3 separate regions of the Homo sapiens genome follow, and regions 1 and 3 are each linked to region 2. Evidence: chromatin loops called from intact Hi-C (ENCODE). Cell type or tissue: PC-3. All regions are shown on one strand. Each heading gives the region's core, and the rest is flanking DNA. Links, peaks and the distances in the headings are about the cores only. Region 1 overlaps ATRX (ATRX chromatin remodeler). Region 2 holds the start of COX7B (cytochrome c oxidase subunit 7B). Region 3 has its middle 6.4 kb from the start of FGF16.

What was found. Hi-C counts contacts between places; a loop is a spot of excess contacts. Peaks named below come from ENCODE experiments on the same cell type or tissue, not always from the same donor. Only the 100,000 strongest peaks of a DNase experiment are listed, where the experiment ranks them.
Region 1: a loop joins it to region 2, with 2.9 times the contacts of the local background. A loop is called at or near these places in 5 of 110 quality-filtered maps.
Region 3: a loop joins it to region 2, with 7 times the contacts of the local background. A loop is called at or near these places in 6 of 110 quality-filtered maps.

What each region holds. Positions count from the first base shown.
Region 1 is chrX:77,652,196-77,657,195 of GRCh38, reverse strand. It overlaps ATRX (ATRX chromatin remodeler), which reads left to right. Exons shown (of 35, transcript NM_000489.6): 13 at 543-636; 14 at 2,996-3,098; 15 at 4,843-5,000. Among named protein-coding and RNA genes, the nearest start is that of ATRX, 130 kb to the left of the region's middle. In PC-3, for the core only: no CTCF peak of the experiment used is centred there; no DNase peak of the experiment used is centred there; H3K27ac peaks cover 336 bases.
Region 2 is chrX:77,896,441-77,901,440 of GRCh38, reverse strand. COX7B (cytochrome c oxidase subunit 7B) reads right to left here and starts at 1,973. Exons shown (of 3, transcript NM_001866.3): 1 at 1,848-1,973. The coding sequence starts at 1,887. RefSeq lists an enhancer at 1,770-2,019. In PC-3, for the core only: a CTCF peak has its summit at 2,179; a DNase peak (open chromatin) is centred at 2,090; H3K4me3 peaks cover 2,765 bases; H3K27ac peaks cover 1,363 bases.
Region 3 is chrX:77,435,519-77,446,378 of GRCh38, reverse strand. No RefSeq gene overlaps it. Among named protein-coding and RNA genes, the nearest start is that of FGF16, 6.4 kb to the left of the region's middle. RefSeq lists an enhancer at 1-92. In PC-3, for the core only: a CTCF peak has its summit at 2,365; a DNase peak (open chromatin) is centred at 3,458; H3K27ac peaks cover 2,870 bases.

The DNA of each region.
Region 1 (5,000 bases), core at 1-5,000, 240 kb after region 2:
ACCAGGAAACAAAGAAAGAAAATAACCATACGCCCTCACAGCTCTCTCCCCTCCACCAATTGTAGAGGGGTCATTATTCAAGTTTTGATTTCAGTCTCCAATCTGCCTATTATTGTTTCCCTTTCCGAGTTCTTCGGTTGTGTCATCATTGGTGGAGACAATCTGTAATCTTACTCCATCTTGGCCAGCCTACCTTGCTTGTTTTGAATAGCCAAACTTCTTTTTCATTAATTTACCTTTGGTAATTACATATATTTTATTGACAGGTAATTTATTCTTATTCTGTCAATTCATATACAATTGAATACTTATATTTTAATGTACAACCACAGTTTTATAATTACATTAGAAATACATCTGAATTTTATGTATATCATGTAAAGCATTAACTGGTATATTCTATATTATGTATTATCCATTCACATATATACCTCTGATGTTCTTACAATGCTCTGTTTTAATGTCGAGTCAGTGGTAAATTAAGTGAATTAGGTTTCTATTGAAAAATAATTAATAATTTTATGTATTTTTTAAAATTCAAGTGAGCAGTGAAGATTCAGAAGATTCTGATTTTCAGGAATCAGGAGTTAGTGAAGAAGTTAGTGAATCCGAAGATGAACAGCGGCCCAGAACAAGGTATTATAATTGGTTTTTAAAAAATTTTAGGAATTAATCTGAATGACCATGCCTTCAAATGATTTATATGGTTACTGTTACCAATAAAGTTAAGTTAGTGTGATATATAATATTTTGATTTGAAACTAATTGTTATACTTAATAGTTTAAAAAGAATCTAAGCATATTTTATGTGTAGTTGAATTATGTATTCTAACCTGGGTAGATTTTCAGTCTGCAAAACCACTCGTGTCTGCAGTGTTTTATTGTTACGGGGGAAATTGTAGGATAATAGTAAAGAGGCTTTATAGAAAAACTGCCTCAGTCTAACTTTGGGCTTTTCTACTTTCTGTTTGTATAAATAATCTATGCTTCAGTTTCCTCATCTGTAAAGTGGGGGATTACAATATACTTGACTGACTATTGTGGGCATTAAATGAGACAATACGTGTACAAGGTTTATAATAGTACCTACCTGGCAAATAGTAAGTGCTCAATATATAAATTATTGGTCTCAGTAGTACTACAGTAATAATGATATGCTTGTTCTTGTAACACGAACAGTCACTGATCTAGATTACCTGTAATTTAAAATTTGGCTTCCTTCTTAGTATGGTATGTTAGATAATACTACTACTACAATTTTCTTATTTCCCCCAGAATAACATAATCTTTCTACAGTTTATCAAATGAACAATCTGTGTGTGTTTGTGTATGTATGTCTACAAAGGTGTCTATCTGCATTTGTAAGTTTTAGAACATTCGAGGTTTTTTTAGGTTAATACTTACCAGGTTGTGCTTAGAATATAGCAATATATTATACTTTAAGTCAATATAAAATGAAAATGATAAGATATGATGAGAGGTTTTTTTTTTTTTTAAACCAAGATACAATTCAGCATGTTATACTGTGGAATACAGTGGTCTTCAGAATATTTGCAAAGTTGTGCAACAAACACCACTCTATAATTTCTGAACATTTCCATCATCCAAGAAAACAACCCTGTACTTACTAGCAGTCATTTTCCATTCCCCATGCCCTCGTACTCTAATAAACACTAAAATCTACTTTCTGTCTCTATGGATTTGCCTGTTCTGGATATTTTGCATGAGTTGATTCATATAATGTATATCCTTTTATGAATGGATTTTTTTTTCACTTAGCATAATGTTTTCATGGTTCATCCATGTTGTAGCCTGTATCAGTACTTCATTCTTTCTTTAATGATTATTTTTAATAGTGGTAAAATGCACATAACATTTACCATCTTAACCATTTTTTTTCTTTCATGGTATTACTGGGAATTTTTATTTTCATCTTAACGATTTTTAAGTGTATGGCTTAGTAGTGTTAAGTACATTCACTTTTTTTGAACCAATCTCCAAAACCTTTTCCCCTTGCAAAATTGAAATGTTACTCATTAAACCACTCTCTTTTTCCTCTTCCCTGAAGCCCCTGGCAACCACCATTCTATTTTCTGTCTCTATGAATTTTACTACTCTAGGAACCTCATATAAGTGGAATCATACAGTATTTGTCTTTTTTGACTGGCTTATTTCACTTAGCATCATGTGCTCCAGCTTCATGTATGTTGAGGCATGTTTCAGAATTTTCTTCCTTTTAAAGACTTAATGTTCCATTGTATACCACGTTTTGTTTATCAATTTATTTGTTGATGGACATTTGATTTGTAACCTTTTGGCTATCATGAATAATGCTGCTTTGAACATGGGTGTAGAAATATCTCTTCAAGTCCTTGCTTTCATTTCTTTTGGGTATATACCCAGAAAAGGAATTGCATGGTAATTCTATTTTTAATTTTTTGACGAACTGCCATAATGTTTCCATAGCAGCTGCACCATTTTACATTTCCATTAATAGTGAACAGGGTTTCACTTTCTCCACATCCTTACTGACAGTGGTTATTTTGTCTGGATTAATGTAGCTTTGTGTACCAATTTCTAAGCCCAGAAATATTTTTCTCACCAAAAGTTGTTACTTTTTTTTTTAAATCTCTGTGACCTGTTATGAAGAAAACAGTATTCAAATTTGTAATCTGCTTTTTTTTAGTGATGATGAATGTTTTTTAGTATGTCTATTGGCTGTTTGTATTTTATACTAGAAGAATAGTCTTAATGTCCTTTTATGCATCTTCTTACTCATATAACAAACCTCCCCTCAGGATACTGTAAAATGTTGATCATTGGATTAAAATGAAGGGTTAGGCTGCTGCTGGAATATCCATTTTGAACCTATTGATTTTTTTTCTGTTTGTTTTTAGGAATGCATACAGAGGTAGAACAGTTTTAAAATAGTACATAACTTATTGATGGAAGTTTATCATGAAATATTTTATTTTGTGTTTTAAATTTTCGTCAGGTCTGCAAAGAAAGCAGAGTTGGAAGAAAATCAGCGGAGCTATAAACAGAAAAAGAAAAGGCGACGTATTAAGGTTCAAGAAGATTCATCCAGTGAAAACAAGGTAATAATGACATTTACCACATGCTTGAATTATAACCAGTACAGTAGACTATGGTAATTATGCTGTTACCTCTCTGTTCCATTCATTCATTGTATTGTACTGGCTTATTTACATTTTACACTTGTGGAAGGATTGGTTATTGAATATATATATGTAAAAGTATTGATTTGACATTATCATTTTTTTCTATTCCTTAATTTCTAATGGAATTTTATTTAAGCCATTCTAATTCATTATTTTACATTTGTAGTGATGTGAGTGTTCTATTTTCTGAAGACAAAATACTATCCTGAATGATGACTCATATATGAATAAATTTCTTCTCATAGTGAAATCAGCCAATTTGAATTTTTGTATTTAAGCAGGCTTACATAAAGTAAAAGGTGTCTGTAATATGTTTGATTCTGTCAACACAATGCTCTTCAGAGGGATATTTGTCTTTTGAAAATTAACTTTTAAAATATTTTAAAATGTACAGTTCAGTGGCCTTAATTATATTCACAAGCAGAAACTCTTCACTCATTAAACATTAACACCATTTCCTTCTATCCCCCATCCCCTGGTAACCTCTATTTTCATTTATGTCTCCAAGAATTTGTGTATTTTAAGTACCTCATATATATAAGTTGAATCATGCAATATTTGTCCTTTTGTGTCTGGCTTATTTCATTGACATAATATTTTCTAGGTTCATCCATGTTTTAGCATATATCAGAATTTCATTCCCTTTTTAAGGTGAATAATATTCCATTGTAAGTGTGTGCCACATTTTGTTAGCCCAGTCATCTGTTGATGGACATTTGGGTTGTTTCTACCTTTCGGCTATTTTGAATAATACTGCTATGAATATGGGTGTTTACATATCTGAGTCCCTGTTTTTAATTATTCTAGGTATATATGGAAAAATGGAATTGCTACATCATATAGTAGTTGTATGTTTAACTTTTGGAAAACTCCACACTGTTTTTCTCTGGTATCTGTAACATTTGACGTTCCCGTTAGCAATGTACCAAGATTCCAATTTGTCTGCATCTTTGCCAACACTTCCTTTGTTTCTTTCTTTTTTTCTTTTTTTCTTTTTTTTTTTTTTTTTAACAAGAAACATCCTAATGAGTGGGAAGTGGCATTTCTTTGTGGTTTTGTTTTGTATTTTCCTAATGACTGGTGATATTCAACATCTTTTCATATGCTTATATCTTCTTTTGAGAAATGTTTATTCTAGTTGGTAGCCCATTTTTAATTGAGTTGTTTGTTTTTTTTAATAGGTGTTGAAGAGTTGTTTTTTTTTTTTGAGACAGAGTCTCGCTCTGTCGCCCAGGCTGGAGTCTGATGGCACGATCTCGGCTCCCTGCGAGCTCCGCCTCCTGGGTTCACACCATCTTCCTGCCTCAGCCTCCTGAGTAGCTGGGACTACAGGCGCACACTGCCATGCCCGGCTAATTTTTTTTTTTTGTATTTTTAGTAGAGACGGGGTTTCACCGTGTTAGCCAGGATGGTCTCTATCTCCTGACCTTGTGATCCACCCGCCTCGGCCTCCCAAAGTGCTGGGATTATAGGTGTGAGCCACCGTGCCCGGCCGAAGAGTTGTTTTTTTTTTTTTAATACTACTCTATTGCTGAATATAATTCTAAAGGTTTTCAGCATGTTTTCTTCCACCTTTTCCTGCTGTGTTAATTAATGGAATATGAAATGGATAAATTAAATGACTTTGTACTGTTTACCTCTAATTGTTTAAATTCTGTAGAGTAATTCTGAGGAAGAAGAGGAGGAAAAAGAAGAGGAGGAGGAAGAGGAGGAGGAGGAGGAAGAGGAGGAGGAAGATGAAAATGATGATTCCAAGTCTCCTGGAAAAGGCAGAAAGAAAATTCGGAAGATTCTTAAAGATGATAAACTGAGAACAGA
Region 2 (5,000 bases), core at 1-5,000:
CAATTTAAGGGGCAGGTTCTTATCGTTTTAAAGAGCCTCCAAAGGTACTTACATATATAATGAAAAGCTAGGGAGCCTGAGGCAGGAGAATCACTTGAACCTAGGAGACGGAGATTGCAGTGAACCAAGATTGAGCCACTGCACTCCAGCCTGGGCAACAAGAGCGAAACTTTGTCTCAAAAAAAAAAAAAAGAAACTGCAATGTTGCCCATTCACTAGCAATGAATATTTCTACATGGTACAATGGGTTACTTCATGATAGTTATTAGACCATTATCAGATCTTCTAACTGTCTTACATAGCTTTCCCTTTTCATCTTTTAGTCACACCGGGATAGGCAAATTTACAAATATTTCATAATATATTCTGCTCCAGAAAAGATAAAAAGTGGGCATGTGAATTCCACGCTGAAAAAAAAACAAAAAACCTTTCCTGAGGTACAAGGTGGCCCTATTTGCTCAAAGAGCAAAGAAATTAAGACTACCAAAAAATTCTGCAACATCTCATAACTTCAACACACTCATGTAACTCTGGTGGATTTCATCAGACCTCTCCTCTGTGACAACTGTTTAATTACCACACATTGGTGATCTCATATAATCCTCAACAACCCCATGAAGTAGGCATTATTTACAAATTACTTATTTTACAAAGAAGGAAACTGAGGTTGAGAGAGGCTAAATCATATGCCCAAAGTAAAAGAGATAATAAATGCTACTTTGGGAATATGAAAATAGTCCAGCTAATATTTTGTGGTTATTTTCAAAGTTGCTTAAGAGTTTAGGACACAATCTAATAATATCCTCCAATGATTCTATTAAGTGAAAATCAAAAGATGGCTAAACAAACTAAATAGTAATTACGGGTCACCTTCATTGTGTAACAACTGCCCACGTTACTCAAGGTCACCTTCGGTGCAAATCAAGTATGAAAATTAATTTGTTCTCCTCAATCTATTGCATTTTCTCTACATAATGCTGGTCTCAAAACTCCCTGTACCTGCCCAACCTTTGGATAAGAAAAAAATGACCACGATTGCCTTCAGGACAGCTAACATTGTTTTGTTTTTGTTTTCGAGACGGAGTCCCGCTCTTGTTGCCCAGGCTGGAGTGCAGTAGCAGTCTTGGCTCACTGCAACCTCCGCCTCCCGGGTACAAGCGATTCTCTTGCCTCAGCCTCCCAAGTAGCTGGGATTACAGGCGCCCACCACCACGCCCGGCTAATTTTTGTATTTTTAGTAGGGACGGCGTTTCACTATGTTGGCCAGGCTGGTCTCGAACTCCTGACCTCAGGGGATCCGCCCGCCTTGGCCTCCCAAAGTGCTGGGATTACAAGTGTGAGCCACCGCGCCTGGCCAGCTAACATTGTTAATCCACAAATAACTTCAAAGCTGCATCGATACCATTTGGGTTGTTTCCCTGCAATTAAACCAGGTGAAGAGCTAGATTTACAGTTTCCGTCTATTACAGTAATAGGAATTGGAGAAGATATTTTTCTATACAGGGTTAGGAGTAAACATATCCCCAAAGCTAAAATGTAGGACATCACTTAAGGAACGAGGTGTCTACCAAGAATGTCCTTCCCTGAAATCAAAGGTTACTGAAGAATTAAAAAGCAGGGCTAGACTATCACTCCGATAACAGAAAGAGAGCTGGAAACCGAAACAGAAATACTGGGTGATAAAGCCAATGCTAAGGACATCATCCCAATGACTTGGGACGAGATGGGAGACAGACAGCATTCAAGATTAGAAGGCCGAGATGTTCGTAAAAGGAAAGCACACGAGAGGCCGCGAGGACACATTGATATAAGGTTGTTGTAAATGATTTGTCATAATTTTTGCTCACCTTGGAGACGATTTAGTGCGCTTTTGACCAAGGGAAACATCGTGAAGGTGAAGCTAGAACTGCGGCAATACAGCTGCTGCTTTGGTGCCAATTCGCTTCAGGTACCCTTGAAGTGAGCTGAAAAACAAAATGGCTTTCAGCCGGGATCCGTAATGAGATTTGACGAAATCTCGCGATACCTGTAAAACCTATAGTAATTGCAATCCCTTTTCCCGCGAGGAAAAATAAAGGCCTTTTGGGAAATGTAGTTTCCGGCTTTATAAAATGACGTATGGTGGGTGGTATCTAATGAAGAATGAAAGAACTCCTTGAAGCCAGGTTTAGAGCTCTATAGAGGGCAGCCGAGAGACAGATCTTCGACCGAATCGTCTAAGGAACTAGCTTCAAAATGGCGTTCAAGTTCCACAAGCTTCGGTTTAGTATCTCCACACTAGCTCTTTCTTCTTTCTGTTCCCCCAAAACTTCCTTTACTTCTCTCATTTTTTTTGTCTGCTATTACTACTATACTAATTGGCTTAGCTTTTAGTTTTCAAATAACGTCAAGTTTAGAGAAAAGTTGCAAGAACAGTAAAAACTTCTGTAATATGTAGATAAATACGTGATAAAATAACTTTGGAAAGCTATTGGCCGGGCGCGGTGGCTCACGCCTGTAATCCCAGCACTTTGAGAGGCCAAGGTGGGCGGATCACGAGGTCGGAGTTCGAGACCAGCCTGGCCAAGATGGTGAAACCCCGTCTCTACTAAAAATACAAAAATTAGCCGGCGTGGTGGCGCGCGCCTGTCATCCCAGCTACTCAGGAGGCTGAGGCAGAATAATCACTTGAACCCGGGAGGCGGAGGTTGCAGTGAGCCGAGAACGTGCCACTGGACTCCAGCCTGGGCGACAGAGCGAGACTACGTCTCAAAAAGAAAGAAAGAAAAGAAAGCTGTTAGGCCTGGCGCGGTGGCTCACGCCTGTAATCCCAGCACTTTGGGAGGCCGAGGTGGGCGGATCACGAGGTCAGGAGATCGAGACCATCCTGGCCAACATGGTGAAACCCCATCTCTACTAAAAATACCAACAATTAGCTGGGCGTGGTGGCATGTGCCTGTAATCCCAGCTACTCTGTAGACTGAGGCGGCAGAATCGCTTGAACCAGGGAGTCGGAGGTTGCAGTGAGCCAAGATACCACCACTGCACTCCAGCCTGGTGACAGAGCAAGACTCCGTCTCAAAAAAAAAAAAGAAAAGAAAAGAAAAGAAAAAAAAGAAAGAAAAGAAATGGCAACACGGCAAAACCCCGTCTCTACTAATATACAAAAAATTAGCTGGGCATGGTGGCACATGCTTCTAATCCCAGCTACTCGGGAGGCTGAGGCATGAGACTTGCTTGAACCGGGGAGGCGGAGGTTACAGTGAGCCAAGATCGCACCACTGCACTCTAGCCTGAGACCTGTCCCAAAACAAAAAAAATAAAATACATACAGTTCAGTGGCATTAATGGCATTCACATTGTTGTGCAACTATCACCATTATTCATCTCTAAGACTTTTTCATCGTGTAAAACTAAATGCTTTGATTATACATTTTGACTATTGAAAATATTAACATTATTCCAAAAGTCAAAACTAAACAGACTAGTGTACTTAGAGAAGTGTCATTCCCTCCCCTAACTGTTGCATTCCATTTCCACCAATTCCTATAGGTAACCGATTTCATTACTTTCTGGTTTATCTTGTGTGTTTCCTTTTGCAAAAATAGGCAAATACCTGTATGTTTTCTTATTTCTCTATTTTATACAAATGTAGCATAAAAATCCATTATCATTTTACATAAGTCTTCCTCATTCCTTTTTTACAGCTGCAAAATCTGTGGTGTATATGTGCTATAGTATATTCAGTCAATCTCCTATGTTGGAATATTTAGGTAGTTTCAAGAATATTTCAATTTCAATAATGCTGAAATGAATAACTTTGTGCACACATATTTTCATATTGCTGGATGTCTCTCTCCAAGGTAGGTTACTAGAAGTGGGATTGCTGGATTAAAGGATAAATATATGTGTAGTTTTTTTAGATATTGCCAAATTATAGATGTTGTAACGTTTTGCCTTCCCACCAGCAACGTATTAATATAAAGGGTGCCTGACTCCCCACAGCCTTGCTAATAGCATGTAGTGTCAAGCTTTTGGATTTTTGCCAATATGATAGGTAAGATATCCCTTTTAAACTTTAAAATTTTTATTTTTAAAACATACACATAGTAAAATTCACTTTTTGGTGTACAGTTCTATGCGTTTTGACAAATGCATACAATTGTGTCACCACCACCACAATTAAGGACAGAATAGCTCTAGCATCATAAAAACACCCTTGTTTGACCTCTTTGTGATCAACCCTTTTCCCTACCCCTAGCCCCTGGCAGCCACTAATCTGTTCTCTGTACCAATGAGTTTGCCTTTTCCAGAATGTCATATATAGATTGAATCATACAGTATGTCTCAGTGTACTTTTATTTTGCATTTTTTCTTTTTTCTTTCCTTTTTTTTTTTTTTTGAGATTGAGTTTCGCTCTTGTTGCCCAGGCTGGAGTGTGATAACACGATTTCAGCTCACTGCAAACTCCGCCTCCAGGGTTGAAGCGATTCTTCTGCCTCAGACTCCCATGTAGCTGGGATTACAGGCCTGCGCCACCACACCGGGCTAATTTTTAAATTTTTAGTAGAGACGGGGGTTTTGCCATGTTGGTCAGGCTGGTCTTGAACTCCTGACCTCAGGTGATCCACCCACTTCGACTTCCCAAAGTGCTGAGATTACAGGCATGAGCCATCGCACCCGGCCTGCATTTTCTTAATATAAGTTTCCATAAATGATTTAACTTTTTTTCACATCTGTATTTCACATCTCTTCACTTCGGAACCAGCTATTTTTCTTTCCATCCCATCTCCTTGTCTCTCCAACATACTGAAATTAATTTCCTGGTTTTTTTATCCAGTAGCGCCTAAAATAATAGTCATATAATATTTTCCACACCATCAAAATAAATCCAAATTGTAGGCAGATTGATTTTATCTTGTTGGTGTTTTCCTTCTTTACAACCTTACTTTTGTACCCATCCCCCAAACAAAATAATGAATAAAAAGAAGGAATTTGCTGTCTATAACCTGCAATTAAAG
Region 3 (10,860 bases), core at 424-5,423, 460 kb after region 2:
CGGCAGCCAGGTCAACGGGCAGCGTCCAGAAGTCCTGGGGAGCAGGTGCCAGACCTGCCCTGCACCCCTGCACCTGTGCCCCGAACCTGAATCCTGGGGCACCTATTGGGCCCTGGCACTCGGCGTCCCGATCGCCTGTGAAAGGGTGTTGTTACTTGGTTTTCACCCGCAGCCGGCGATGGCTGCCTTCCCAGGCTCCCTCAGGAGAAACTGAACACAGGGAGCCCCGCGCCATCCCCTCTCTTTGCAGCGCCTCCTGCTGGCGACCCCTAGTCTCGTGGCAACTTTGAACTCAGGGTCACCATGAGATGAGAAAACCGATTCCGCTCAATTCACTTAGTGCAATTCAGGGTCCTACTCCTGGGCTCCCACGTGCACCCTGAGCTCACTCCCCTGGAACCGTAGCAATTCTCGTTTGGGAGTATTGTGGCTTGGTACTGTTGTGCCTCTGCAGCTCAGACAGAACCTCTGAAGCCAAGCACAAGATGCGGCACATAATAGGCACACTCAGAAATAATCTGAGGTGCTCCCAGTAGCAGCGGACATAGATGCAAGTCATCTTCCAATTGTAGGGGACACAGAAATGCAGAAAGTGTCATTCATATTGAAGTATTTATGGATGAAATCATACGCTGTCTGGGATTTGCTATTAAATTATTCAAAGTAAGAAGGCAGAAGGAGTGGAGGTATAGATGCGATTATTGTCCTTGTGTCGCTAATTGTTAAGCTGGGTGAGGGGTATATTGGTGTTTAATTATACTTTATATATATATATGAAATTACATATGAAAATTTCCATAATTAAAAGCTTTATAAAATGAGACTGACATAAAGCAACTATTAGGTTGGTGAAATACAAAGAAATCAATCTTTCTTCTTTCTTCCTTCTTCAAAGAGTTTTTGAATTTAGTGGGAAGGTGGAAAAGGAAGGGAAGAGGTTAAGACAAGTACATAAATGACTGGAGTACAAGACAGTGTCAAGTGCACAGTGCTGTGTGGATTCAGAAAGACTCATCTGGAGGTTTAGGGCCTGGTTCTGGACTAAGGTGTCCTTTGTAATGAATGGGCCCCAAAGGGAAGATGGGAAGGATTTTGCAAATTCAGATGAACCACTTGCGGGAAGAGGAAAGTTGTAACGAAGCAAGTGGAACAATTTTAATTTAATCTCAAATGTGTTAAGTGTCTTCCATGTGGTGGACACAATGCTGGGCACTTTCCATCAGTGCTCAGTACCTCAAATGAGTATTGAGTGCCACATGAAATAGTATAAATGAAACTGCTTTGAGAAGCATGTTATATAAAAGATTTAGATGTCTCCATGATGATATAGATTACACACTGATTATGGCAAAGATCATTTCCTCAACAGCCACTTCAGGGTATTTCTGCATTCTCTGTCCCCCAACATTCCCAAAGTCGCCAACCGCAGTTGGCAAATCTGGAGTCCTACTTGATCGAAGGTCAGAGATACAGGTATTCCATTGCCCATCTGGGGCTCTTTTGAGATTAAGCGATCTGATGGTTCTGTTTTAAATAATGTTTCCATGTCAAGCATCTCAGTTGACAGAGCACTTTCAAGGAAGTTATTTTATTTTCACAACCTCATGGAGCAGAAGTTGTCATTATCCCCATATTAGAAATGAGGAAATAGAGGGGGAGGTTAAGTGACTAGTACAGAATCCTAACAAGTAAATAGCAGAGTCATAAATTGATCTCAGCTCCACTGGTGGCAAATTATTCTCAACTCATGGGATTTAGGATTATGCAAAGATTGGCATGTTGAGGACAGTGAAATTTCCCTATAGTTTAGTTTACGGAAAATCCTCAGCAGGATGCAACCTCAGACCAGAGTAGTATTGAATATATCGGATGAGAGGAAAATGTACGTTAATAAAGAAAGCAAACCTTCCCTGGATTCAGGACATCATTTATAAAGTGAGGATAAGTGCATCCCTTCACAGTGGTATTGTGAGGTATTGGGCACTGATGGAAAGTGCCAGCATTGTGTCCACCACATGGAAGACATTTAACACATTTGAGATTACTTCCTCCTTTCCCAATACCTCACAGGGTTGATGTGAAAAGGATGTGGAAAAACAAAACTGAAGGAAAAAAAGAGTTCTGACTCAGTCTATAAGCAACCAAAGGCTGGGGGATAATCTGGCAGGCTCTGTTCCTTGAGAAAGGAGACAGTGATGCTAATAATGCTGGTGCTCGCTAACCACCCCCCACCCCATGCCCACACATACCCCTGAGAGATGGGAAAGGATGTCTAGAACTGTTACTCTGCCCAGTTCTTCATTTTCTGGACAATTTACAATTTTTTTCCTTCCTAATTGGTATTCCCTGGGAACGGGCAGGGGGAGCTGTATAGCTAGGCAAATCCTGAAGGTGGAATAACCAATGACATTAGTTGCTCTTACTGAGTACTTATGTAGGTGTGTTAAGTACTGCCCTTGGCATGTTATGTGCATTATCTTCTGTAAACCTTATCACAACTCTAAGAAATACTAGTTAGTTTTTAATTATTTTATTTTATTTTTATTTATTTACTTTTTTAGAGACAGGATCTCACTTTGTCACTCAGGCTAGAGTGCTGTGGCACAATCATGGCTCCCTGTATAGCCTTGAACTCCTGGTCTCTAGAGATCCTCTCACCTCAGCCTCCTGAGTATCTAGGACTACAAGCAGGTACCGCCACGCCCAGTTAATTAAAAAACAATTGTTTTTTGTAGAGATGAGGTCTCACTATGTTGCCCAGGCTGGTCTCAAACTCCTGGCCTCAAGCAATCCTCCTGCCTTGGCCTCCCAAAGTGCTGGGATTACAGATGTGAACCATCACGCCTGGCCTATGAAATCCATTTTACAGATGAGGAAGCTAAGGTCCAAAGAAAATCAATAACTAGTAGCAGAGGCAAGCCTTAAACCCAGTTACTTTTTAAACCTTGGTCTTAAATTAGTGCTTAACCAAAACACTAGACTGCCTCAATCAACTTACTTCAAAAAGAACTTGTATCGCTCCATTGTCTTTTGTTCCTGCCTCCTCTCTCCTTCTGTTTTCTTTGCTTTATGTGGAAAGCAGTATAGTGTAGTGGTTGAACACTCCATCTCTGGTGTTAGACTGCCTGGGTTCATAACCCCAGCTTTAAGCCATTCTAGGTGTTGGAGCCTCAGTTTTCTCTTAGGTATGATGCAGGTGATGATGGTAGTTATCAATTCATAGGGTTGCTGTGAGGTTTGAATAAAATACACAGAAAGTACTTAAAGCTGTGCCTGGCACATATTAAGTTGTCATTGTTCTTAATATTATTTACATCCTGCCTGGCCCCAGCCATATTTCCTCCCAAGGTTTCCTCTAACTATGCTCATTTTTTCCTAAGGAGGAGATGAAGTAGATAAGAACACTGGCCACTGGCCTGCTGAGTCACCCCAAAGCAATCAATTCCAATCCTATTAATCTTTCTGTGTGATATTGGGCCAGTCTTGTTCTCTCTGGGCTCTAGAAGGCGTGACTCAGAAACAGGGTGACCACATTGTCAGCTGTGGGTGGGCAAGCAGGTAGTGAGGTAGTGAAGGCCTGGGAAAAACAGGAAATTACTCCTTTGTATAATTCCATTTATTGAGCCTCTTAAGGGCCAGGCACTTTTCTAAGAGCTTTAAATTTAAATCACATCATACCACCACGAGGAAGATGCTATTATTATCCCGATTTTTAACAGATCTGTGAAACTGAGGGCTAAAGAGGTTAAATAACTTGCTCAAGGTCATACAACTAGTATGTGATGGGGCTGAAATTCAGACCTGTCATCCGGCTCTAGAGACCATGCTGTTGATCACTACACTTTTCTGAAGTAGTTGGGGTCTTATTCAAAAGAAAAAGTAGCATAACATGACCCAATCATCTTCTGGAAAAAAAAAAAAAATCCATGTTAAAAGAGGAGTCTTACCAGGGCCTACTTGAAGGTGGAGGGTGGAGGGTGGAGGGTGGGAGGAGGGTGAGGACTAAAAAACTACCTATCGGGTACTATGCTTATTACCTGGGTGATGAAATAATCTGTACACCAAACCCCCATGACATGCAATTTGCCTATGTAACAAGCCCGCACGTGTACCCTCTGAAACTAAAATAAAAGTTGGAAAAAAATAAAAATAAAGAAAGGAGCAGTCTTTTTCTTATTTTTTTTTTAACCTAGGTGATCTGTATCTAGAGTTTGAGAAGTCTGCGAAAAGTCAGACTACTTTCCCACCCCCAATTCTAGGGCCCAGAGAGGAAAGGAAACCTCTTTGGCTGGGACAAGCCCCCCATCTTACCTGTCTGGTCAGTCTCCTGCAGTGACACTGAGCCACAAATCTCTTTTGTCTCTGGTGTCATTCTCCTGTGAGCCTACCTGTAATGGGGGTGGGTAATGTACCATTAATTCTGGCTGTAACTTGACATTAGTTGGCAGGTGATGATATTTTTGTGAAATGATCTGTTAGTTCTTTGAGAGGAATGGAACACCATGGAATGTGGCTCTAACCCTGGCAACTGGGATCACTGCTCAACCTGATGTGTGTGATATGAATGTGGGTCTCAATGGTGTATATCTAGGGCTGGGTGTTGGGGGAGGAGAAGTGTGGGTAGAGACAGACTATCATAATGTTGGTTTTCTCAACACAGATGTGTGCTTATGTTTGTATTTGTGACAGTGTGCAGAAGAATTTCCATATGTCTGTGTAACAGTGAGAGTTGTGGGTTTAAGGTGTGAATAAATGTATGTAAATATGAAAATCTATAGGCAGCCCCTGCTAATAAGAATATACATGACAGTGAAGTTCAGTTCTTTTGAATTCAGAGTCACTTCCTGTTTTTACCTGAAGTGATTATTTTATTCCCTTAGTCTGAAGGAGACAGGGAAGCCAGGTGGGGTCACCTCCAAGGAAACTGAGGCCCCGGTTTCCTTGGAGGCTTGCTGAGGTGGTCTTACACAAAAGAAGGGAAAAAGCAAGATCTTGAAATCAGCTCTTTGCTTTCTGGCTATGGCCTCTGATTAGCAGGACCTCTTCCCTTTTTTGCCTCTCTCACCCTGATATTATTGGCTTTCATCCTATTTCTGGGAGGGGTATGAATTTCATCAGTTACATGCATTTCATGCATCATTATTCACTGCATTTGAAGCTGTAGCGAGGGAAGGGTGTGGCCTGCTCTCAGTGCTGCTGGTGCTACACATTTCCCTAAGGATAGGATGTATAACCCTTGGAAAGAAAAAAAATCCTGAAAGGTACAAGCTGTGGAACAGAGTTAGCAAGGAAGTGTAGTCAGCAGTCAGTAGTCACCTGAGCAAGTCACTGGGAAGAAATGTACATTCTGATGGAGGCAGACTGTGGTCCTAGCTCTCGCTGAACTCAATGTAATTATTTCTCACCTGTGGGACTCAGTTATCCTAACTGCGAAAAAGGGGTTGGACTACATCAATCTGTCTCAAACTTTTATTTATTTAGTTTTCACTAAAATAACCCTAATGACAGAGGAAAGTGAAAATGAAATCCTCAGCGTGGGTAAGGGAGAGGGGTGGATGGGGTAACCCAAAGCAGCCTACTGCAAACTCCAAGTGTCTTTGAGATCTTGTGTTCTATCCTAAAAATGAGAGCAGTGTTCGCATTCTCCTCCATGATATAGCTATATTTGTTTTAATATAGAAATTTTTAAAATTTCTTATACTCAAGTAAAATTGATACTCCAGAAAAGCATGCCATGTTTATTCTGTGGCTTTGTGGACCCCTTTGGCACACTGCCATGGACCCCCAGGGGTATTCATACACCCGTTTAAAAGTTTGGGAATAGATGATTGAGATTCCTTTCCGCTCTAACACTCTGTGGTTCAATGACCTGGAAATACCTGTGGTGTCTTTGGTAGCTGCTCCCCAGGATGCTGAATGTTTTTTTTTTTTTTTTTGATGGCTGTGTTTGAACACTCCATTTTCTAACCATTTATACTAAAAGAATGGAAACCCCTGATTTTTTTCGAGAACGAGTATCTTCAATATGTCTTTGCTGAGCCCCAACTACAGGCTCAGACTTTTGCTAAGTGCCCCTGGGAGAGATCAAGAAGGATGTTTATGGTATTAATTGTGGAGTCTAAACTAGTTTACATTAAACATTAGGAGTTAAGAGTTGACTGAGTCAAGTGCTAAATTGTGTGGGGTAGATTTTAACAGCGGCAGGTGGTTGAGAAGTAGGAGAACGGTGTGCTTCCTGGAAGAGGTGATACTAGATTGGCGTTTTGAAGAATAAGTATGGTTCAGATAAATGGAGTGAAGGGGGAGTGGCATTCAGCTTGTAGGAGGGCATGAGTAAGGTCTGGAGGCTGTAAGGATTGTGACATGCTTAGGCCTAGGCCAAAGCCCTGCTCAATGGCAAGAGGCATGGAAAGGTGAAATGGGGTCTTTTTCCCTTTGGGCATGAACTATTAGCTACTTATCAGTCCACTGTCATTTTAAAAGAAATTGTATTATTATTTTTTATTTACTGTCTTTTTAAAAATTTTATTTGAATAGAAATGGGGTCTCACTATGTTGTCCAGGCTGGCCTCAAACTCCTGGGCTCAAGCGATCCTCCCATCTTGGCCTCCCAAAGTGCCGAGATTACAGGCATGAATGAACCACCATGTCTGGCCTCTTTTTTTTTTTTTTTTTAATAGGAGGCTGTGACAGTGCTGAATCCCTCATTTCCTGGGACAAAACAAAACAACCTTTAAAAAGGGATTGGGGGCTGGGTGTGGTGGCTAACGCCTGTAATCCCAGCCCTTCGGGAGGCTGAGGCAGGAGGATCGCTTGAGCTCAGGAGTTTGATGCCAGTCTGAGCAACATAACAAGACCTAGTCTCTATGAAAAAAAATTTTTTTAAATTAGCTGGGTATGATGGTGCATGCCTGTAGTCTCAGATATTTGGGAGGCTGAGGTGGGAGAATTGCTTGAGCCCACAAGGTCAAGTCTGCAGTGAGCCATGATCACACCACTGCACTCTAGTCTGGGTAACAGAGCGAGACTCTGTCTCTAAAAATAAATAAATGAAATGGGATTTGGGGGAAAGAGTAGAGGAAAGAAAATATCTAAATGGCCTGATACACTGTCATCCAATCTAATCTGTGATTACATGCACATTTATTCTGTAAACCATTAAATTTCTGGTCTTTTGGGCGCATGTTATTCCCCCTACTGTAACTTATTGGTGAAAGTACATTTCAAAAAACTCTAATTTTGGCCGGGCGCAGTGGCTCACTCCTGTAATCCCAGACTTTGGGAGGTCAGGAGTTCAAGACCAGCCTGGCCAACATGGTGAAACCCCATCTCTACTAAAACTACAAAAATTAGCTGGTCTCTACTAAAAATACAAAAATTAGATGGCATGCGCCTGTAGTCCCAGTTACTCAGTAGGCTGAGGCAGGAGAATTGCCTGAACCCAGGAGATGGAGGTTGCAGTGAGCCGAGTTTGTGCCACTGCACTCCAGCCTGGGCGACCCAGTGAGACTTGGTCTCAAACAAACAAAAACTCTAATGTTGTCTCAGTTAAAACTGGAAAAAAAAAAGAATTTTCTCCATATTATTTAAAAATATTGGAAATAGGGTTGGCTAAGAGTGCCATTGTGTCCCTTGGCAGCTGGGGATGGTCATGCCAGAAACTCCTTAGAGTAGAATCTAGGGAGAAAGGCACACCCAAGGGGAACAGAGTTGGTGGCAAGAGGAGGTTTCAGCAACGGGCCCAGAGTAGATTTTAGGCCCAATAGTCAGGGCCAAGGAGGCCTGGCAGCAGGCAAGAGATAGGTGCCCCCACAGGGAGACAGAGACAGCATCCAGGGAGTTTGGCAGCAGGCTGTAGACAAAGGTCTAGGTAGGGATCTGGCATCAAGAAGGACCGGCTGCAAGTAGCAGGGGAACATTACCAATGTGTTAAAAATCCAGATAAAGTAAAAATATTAATATGACTAACAGAAATAAGGAAGAGACAGGAGAGAAAATAGGCAGAAATGGATGAATGCTTGTTCATTCATCTGTCCTACCAGGGAGCCAACTGATAACATTTAAAATTTAAATGTGTGAATTTATTTGAAGGAATCCAATTGCTGGAGAGGACCCAGGTTGGGCAGGGATTGAAAGGATTGGCCAGGAAGCCCCCTTCTCCCCACACACCCTTTCCCATGCTGGAATAATTTGGGTACCTAGGGAACTACAGGGCCTCAGATATTGAGGGAATAAAACAGAAGCCCCATCACAGGAACTGAGTACAAGGCCGGTACCTGTACATAAGGGAAGGGACAAGAGCCCAGTTACTGGACTGCAATTTTGAGATCATAGCTGAGCCAGAAGCCACTTGCTTGAGCCTCAGCTGGTGAGGTATGGATGGAGTTATGTTTTTCACTGATTCAGGGCAGGATGAATCCCAGAATCTGGGTTTGGTAGAGATGGGGGAACAAACCTATAAGTGGGGGTTAGATGGCCTTAGATAGGGTATGGAACTGGAAAATCATCACAGTACTGAAACCACTTTTGCAAAAATTGTATCAGTGAGAAAATAGTGGCAGAGGGGAGATCTGATCTAGCCAATGCCCCCTTTCTTTTAACCTTCAAGCTGCCAAGCTAACTTTGAGAGATATTTAGCTTCCAGTTTCAATGATAATAGCCCTCTCCCAAAACTCAACCACCTTTGTAAAACTAATCAAAGATCACCAGGCTAGGAGGAGGATAGAAGCCTAAATTCTGTTAAGGTGTAGACATAAACAATTGCCAGCCATTATTCTGAAGGTCACAAGACATGCAACTTCCCCAATTACTCCTGCAGATGACATCACTATTGTAGAACCTAATATTGGCATTTTGACATATCTGTTCAGGTTTTTTTTTTTTGCGTGTCTGATACCAGGCTTCATCTGGATCCTTTGCCAACTGCTCCAGTGGCCCCACCAAGAATCTATTCAGCACATAAGAGGATCATTTGCCATGCCCCTATGATTGCACCCCCCAGCCAAATTAGCAGCGAGCATCCATTGGCTAGCCACCCCACCTTTTCCCCCTGAGTACCTTTGAAAAAAACCTCTAACCTTTGAGCCTTCAAGGAGATAGATTTGAGTAATAACTCTGTTTTCCACAGGGTGTGGCTGGCCTCATGTCAATTAAACTCTTTTTCTACTGCAATGCCGTAAATTGGTTTTGTTTGTGCAGTGAGCAGAAAGAACCCATTGGGTGGTTACAATGCCACCCAGACAAGCTTGCATAGCCATACTACCACCTAAAATCTCTGCAGCAGAGTTCAGCAACATATGCTTCCTCAGTTCCCTCAGTTGCTTCTTCCTCCTCACCACCCCAGGAAGGAAGGACAAAACTGTGCTTTCCGGATGTTGGCATCACTGACTCTTGACTGTCTGGACCTCCCCAAGTCTAGGCCTTTCTTGATTAGCATCTCAGGCCCACAGTGGAGGATGAGGTCATCATAATGTGAGATAAGATGACAGTATCATGACTTGGCTGGCCATAAAGCAACTGCTTTTAAAGTTAAATTTTGTAATCTCATAGTTTACCCAAGGGATTGTGGTAATTCAAAGCAATGACCATGAAGCTATTTGTAAAACCATGACTTTCTCCTGAACCAAGTGTGAATTTAGGGGATGGTTGAGGGAGCAGGGGAGGAACAGCTAAGAGCTAGGGGAGGCAAGCAAGACCCAGATGCCTGAGGGGTAGAACCAGCACTCATTGTTTCTCTTAATGTGACAGGGGTCTCCTTTTCTGCAGATATAAAAAGCTTTGTCTTTTCAAGTGCCTTGAAGATTTCCAAAGCAGAGGGTGCTTAACCTACTGACCTCATCATGGAAAAAAAAAAAAAATAGAAAGAGAGAAAGAAAATCCAAACAAGAGTTGCTCAGCCTTCTAAACCATAACTGGGGCCAGCTGGCTGCTTGATGGGGCAGGATGACTTGCCCTCCAGCAAGGGTTTGGGGCTTGGCCATCCAAGAGCCTGACAGTCTTGGAATTAGATACATACCATAACTAGTGGATCTTAGGCTCTCTTGGAGTACAAGAGTGAATTAATAGAAGGTATGAAATATCAGGTAAAGAGGTGATAAGTACTGGATGTGGAATCACACAGATCTGGGTTTTACTCCTGTCTTTATAATGATATAAAGTGGCTATGTGACATTGGGCAAGTCATTTAATCCTCTCCAATTCCATCTCTTTGGCTGTAAAACTGAAAAAAATAATTGCAGCTGTCTCTTAGGTGACTGTGAAACTAAAATGTGATAATATGTGAAATACAGTAGTTTCCCCTTATCCATGGTTTTATTTTCCATGGTTTTAGTTACCCATGGTCAACTACAGTCCACAATGTTAAATGAAAAATTCCAGAAACTAAGGGCCAAAACTCAGAACACTAATGACAAGAAATACTGGCAAAGATGTGGAGGAACAGGAACTCTCATTTCCTGCTGGTGGGAATGCTACATTTTGGGACACTTTGCAATACAATTTGGCAGTTTCTTAAAAAACGAAGCATAATCTTACCATATGATTCAGTAATGGAGCTTCTTGGTTTCTACCCAAAGGAGTTGAAAACTTATAGTCACACATAAATCTGCACATATTTGTTTATTAGCTTTATTCATAATTGCCAAAGCTTGGAAGTAACCAAGATGTGTCCTTCAGCATATAAACTGATAAGTAAAGAACAAACAAATAAAAAAACTGTGGTGCATGCAGAGAATAGAATATCATTCAGTGCAAGAAAGAAATGAGTTACTAAGCCATGAAAAGACATGGAAGAAACTTAAATGCATATTACTAAGTGAAGGGAGCCAATCTGAAAAGGTTATATGCTGTATGATTCCAACT